Linked DNA regions of Homo sapiens: region 2 is linked to region 1. The links are chromatin loops, found by intact Hi-C in ENCODE. Cell type or tissue: endothelial cell of umbilical vein. All regions are shown on one strand.

The links. Peaks named below come from ENCODE experiments on the same cell type or tissue, not always from the same donor. Only the 100,000 strongest peaks of a DNase experiment are listed, where the experiment ranks them.
Region 2: it touches region 1 in a loop (3-fold over the local background); 2 of 110 quality-filtered maps call a loop at or near these places.

The regions. Positions count from the first base shown.
Region 1 is chr1:75,264,885-75,267,384 of GRCh38, reverse strand. The region is part of intron 6 of SLC44A5 (solute carrier family 44 member 5); the gene reads left to right. Among named protein-coding and RNA genes, the nearest start is that of LHX8, 130 kb to the right of the region's middle. In endothelial cell of umbilical vein, a CTCF peak has its summit at 1,505 (motif pointing left); a DNase peak (open chromatin) is centred at 1,464.
Region 2 is chr1:75,521,497-75,523,996 of GRCh38, reverse strand. The region is part of intron 2 of SLC44A5 (solute carrier family 44 member 5); the gene reads left to right. It also overlaps the pseudogene LOC100422213. Among named protein-coding and RNA genes, the nearest start is that of SLC44A5, 88 kb to the left of the region's middle. In endothelial cell of umbilical vein, no CTCF peak of the experiment used is centred here; a DNase peak (open chromatin) is centred at 1,456; H3K27ac peaks cover 1,440 bases.

The sequences.
Region 1 (2,500 bases):
TATGCTGAGACAATAGATTGTCTTCATAATTAAAGCCCCTTTAAAAGAAAAAAAAACCAGATAAACATTTTCTCAAAAGAATATGTACCCTGGAGTCAAATTCTGACTTTACCTCTAGCATTGACCCATGGCATGGAACACAACCTACCTCAGTCTTTATTTCCTGATAATGAAGCAAAAATTAAATGAGAGAACAGTCATGTAGGAGAAGCATGCATTGGCCTTCTAAAAGCACTTTCATGTTGTTGAGGTCCTCCAATGGGCCAGTCACTATGCAATATACTAGAGCAAATAAGGCACAGATTTCTTCTTCAAGAGTCTCTTGGTCTTCAGAGATAAAGTCAAGAAAGCTATGGATTCGATCTATTGTGTTCGGCGCAGTGTGCTATTTTAAGTCTAAAATATAGTGCTGACAATCTCATCTGAAGCAGCCGCACGCACCGTCACCATTCCTCTTCCTAGTCTCTGGCACAAGATCTTGATTTACTGTCTTAGATACTTATCACTGCCTGAATTTATCCTGGTTATTAATTGGTTAGCTTCATTTATCTTCCCGGGCTGGGCCCAAAGTTCTTTGAGATCAGGGCCATTCTCTGTCTTTTTCACTGTCATATCTTCAGAACCTACAGCATTGTCTGGCATTACAATATGTGCTCAGTAAATTCATTGTTAAATGAATGAGAAAAAAGGGGTAACACAGATAAGAATGATTTGCTCCCAAAGTGGAGGTCAGCTTAAAGATCTGATCAGGTCCTCAACAACACTGCTAAGTGAGTCTGACTATTATTACTATTATTTGGAAATTTAGAAAACTAAAATTCAGAAAGGTTAAAATACTTGTTAAGGTTCAACTGTCTATTAAATGGCAAAGGTAGCACATTCTAACCCTAAGTCTTAAGCTGTTTAGGTTACACACAGACAGTTGCAGTGAACTTGGCTTTCCATTTTACTTGTTTAACCCAGGCCTAAAAATCTTAAACATAGCATAGCTTGTAAAAGTATCATTACATGTTTTAAACACCACAAATAAATGTGTGTGTGTGTGTGTGTGTGTGTGTGTGTGTGTATTTCTATGCCAAAATGAAATGCATCTATGTTAGGATGTGTAAGAAATTTAGGCAGCTCTAAAATGGGGAAACTTACCTGTTAGACTTTAACAATTGTCATGATGTATTTAAGCAATCCTTTGATTCCCAACTCTGGAAGACATTCCTTAATAACCGAGCCTAAAGTCCATGTTTAGAGGTGGTGTGATATTTGAGATGTGGCTTTTGGCCTTTTGTGCTTTATCTAACCAAAAAGACTCTAGGAGAAACACCAGGGGTTTTTACGGTGTCCAAAGAGATGAAACAGCGACTTCAAAGGAAAACGGAGTGCTTTGTTGTTGTGTGTAACTTTCTCTGCCTCTTGAGCTCTGGGAAAGTTGCTCATGACACTTAGGTACAGACCTTTTCTTTGAGATTTCCACAAAAAAAGAGAACGTGATTGATTTTTGATGCCACCTACTGGCTACTACAAAAACTTCAGCTTGTAAAGGTTGTGCCGAAATTACTTTGAACATTGTCTGATGTAGCACCATTACCAAGACTGAAATACCTGGCCCCATGAGGTTAAGATAAGGAAACAAGAAAGATTAAGAGGACAATGCTCTTCTATTTAAGATTTTTTAAAACTGATATGTAATATGTAATATTTGTACCTATCTATGGGGTGCATGTGATATTTTGTTACATGCATAAAATGTGTAATATTCAAGTCAGGGTATTTAGTGTATTCATCACCTAAGTATTTATCATTTCTATGTGTTAAGAACATTTCAAGTCCCATCTCCTAGCTGCTTTGAAATGTACAGTACATTGTTGCTACCTATAGTCATCTTTCCATGCTATGGAACATTAAAATGTATTCCTTCTATCTAATTCTATGTTTGTACCCATTAACCATTAACCCATTAACCAGCCTCTCTTCACTCCCCAGCCCCTGCCCCAGTTGCATATGCTTTCAGTTTGCTAGTATTCTGTTGAGAATTTTTGCATCTATGTTTATCAGGGATATTGCCCCATAGTGTTTTTTTGTTTGTTTGTTTTTATGTCCTTGTTTGGTTTTGGTATCAAAGTAATGCTGGCCTCACAGAATGACTTATAAAGAATTATCTCCTCTCCAATTTTCTGGAATAGTTTGAAGAGAAGTGGTTTTAATTCTTCTCTGTAAGTCTGGTAAAATTCAGCAGTGAAACCATCTGGTCCTGAACTTTTCTTTGTTTGGAAACTTTGTATCACTGATCCAATCTCATTATTTGTTATTGGTCTGTTTGGTTTTTCTATTTCTTGATTCAACCTTGGTAGGTTATATGTGTCCATGAATTTATCCATTTTTCTAGTTTGTTGGTGTACAGTTTTTCATAACAGTCTCTGATAGCGTTTTTCATTTCTGTGGTATCAGTTGTAATGTCTCCTCTTTTATTTTTGATTTTATTTATTTGGGTCTTCTCTCTTTTTTT
Region 2 (2,500 bases), 260 kb before region 1:
ATGTCATCAATTGGTCTTAACAGATTTATCTGATTTCAACTTTGCCTACTTTATTCCCTTGGAGAAGGGTTTCTCAACATTGCCACTATTAATATTTTGGCCCAGAAAATTCTTTGTTTTTAAGAGGGCTGTCTGCATTGTAGTATGATTTAGCAGCAACCTTGGCCTCTGTTTCTTAGATGCCAGTAGCATTGCCACTCTCCGGCGTAGCAATCAACAACAACTCCAGATATTGTCAAATGTCCCCTGTGGGGCAAAATTGCCTCAAGCGTGAACCACTGGTTTAGGAAAATGTGCAGGAATAATAGCAGCAACATCCTTCACATCTAGCTTATTTGTCTTAAGTTGTTGTGTTTTTGTTGTAAGAATTGTTTAGGCTGGGGATGGTGGCTCACGCCTGTAATCCCAACACTTTGGGAGGCCGAGGCGGGTGGATCAACTGAGGTCAGGAGTTCAAGACTGGCCTGGCCAACATGGCAAAACTCCATCTCTATTAAAAATACAAAAAAAAAAAAAATTAGCTGGGCGTGGTGTTAGGTGCCTGTAATCCCAGCTACTGGGGAGGCTGAGGCAGGAGAATGGCTTGAACGTGGGAGGTGGAGGTTGCAGTGGGCTGAGATCACACAACTGCACTCCAGCCTGGGGGATCTAACATAACAGAAATGGTAGATATTTCTTGCTCAAGATTATATGAACAAAAGTGACCCAATAGGAATTTAAAACTAGGCTTGTCTGTCCCCAGAGTCATATCCACATGCTACCTGAAGGGCACAGGTAAGTACTACTCTCATGCACTAGTCATTGCTAAACAGGCAAGCAGTAGGAAAAGAAGCATTTTCTCTTCAGTGAGTTCTTGGCAATCATTTGGGAACTACCATGGTAGTTCTTATGTTTTATCATTTGTAAATGGGGTATGGTTGTGTAGAATCAATGAATAGAAACATGCAACTTAGGTCCTGGCACATAGTAGGTGCTAAATATGCATTCATTTCTAGCTGCACTTGTACTAGGGTTATCTTAGCCCTCTGCTAATGAGTCTTTGCAGAACTCTAAGGGGAATCAAATGAAGTGAGACAGAGTATCTTTCCTTCTTTCTACCTTCAAGAGCTGCCCTCTCTGCTTTCCCTTATGTTGAGAACTCACACTTAGAAGAAAAGAACAGGATGTGAACAGACTCCAAGGCATCCCAAAATGAAGCAAGTACAATTTAAGTCACAGAAAGAAATGTTGGTCCCTCTCATTTCCTTCTGTTTCAAAAGCTGTTCGTTCATAATAAGAAAGTCCTTCAAGCTCCAGAAGTAGAGCGCTGCATATCTAGTTTAGTTCAAGGTTGTTTGGGGACAGGTTCTAAGCCATTATGCATATGACTAAAGAGTCGGGAGAGGACCAGACTGGGAAGAGCAACTTTCACACATTCTTGTGCTGGAGTTAATCCACCAGCACTGCCAGTTGATGCCTGAGAGATGAGGGGGTGGGAAAAAGAATCTGGCAGGGCAGACTCTTGAAAGGAAAAGCAGAGAGATAAGATGTCTGAATCACTTTTCCCCTTGAAAACATTACACCAGGAAAGAAAAAAGTGACCTGGATCCCAAATACAGGGATTTCTCAATTATTCTTAACTTATTCTTTTTTTTTTTTTAAAAAAAAGTCCTGATTGTTTTCATGAATATATTATGATACATATTTACAAAATTTATACAGTTTACGTCATGCCATAACACACTGGTGCATTATACACATAGAACACTCCAGCAGTTTGCTCAAAACATTAAGAAACCAGGTTCTGTTACATGTCGTTTGTACTAAAGTCACAAGCATCCTCCTCCTCTTTGGTCATTTTATCCAAATTAAAAGACCTTGAAAACTATTCACCTGCTGTAGACTCCTCAGGCAGTTGCTTTTGCAGGGGAGATATCTGAGCTCTTTTAAACAACTTCTTCACCATCACCACTTTCCTGGGCACTGTGAGTGTTGTGCTTCCTCTCCTCCTGCTCCTTCTCTTCCTGTTTTGGGATTTCTTCAGAGTATGTCTTTTTCCTCTATTATTTTGTGAAACCCAAAGACCAGAAAAGGATGCTGCTGGCTAAACGAGGGCCCCTGATGACTTGTACACTGCGTGCATTGTTTTTTTTCTAGTTCTTCCAGATTAAGCCTCATGTGATGTCTGTCCCAATACTCTCATTAGAATGTGGAGGAGTCCAGGATGTAGGCAAGTGACATTTGTAACTTAAAGGGGCACCTATTCACTCAGACCACAGCAGTACGGCAGCACCTCCTATATTTGAGCTTCTACCTTTTTGGTGTATTCCTTTTCTCTGCACAAGCAAAGCAAAAAATTCCGGAGAATTACTATAGTTTGGGGCAGCAAATTCCAGTTTTACCTGTCAAGCATCAGCCTGGGACCAGATGACACTGGGAGCCTCCATTATCTTAACCTGTTTTTAAATTCAAATTCTCCTTTATGTTTTGTAGTACTCTATGGTTTTTAAACTGTTTTCAC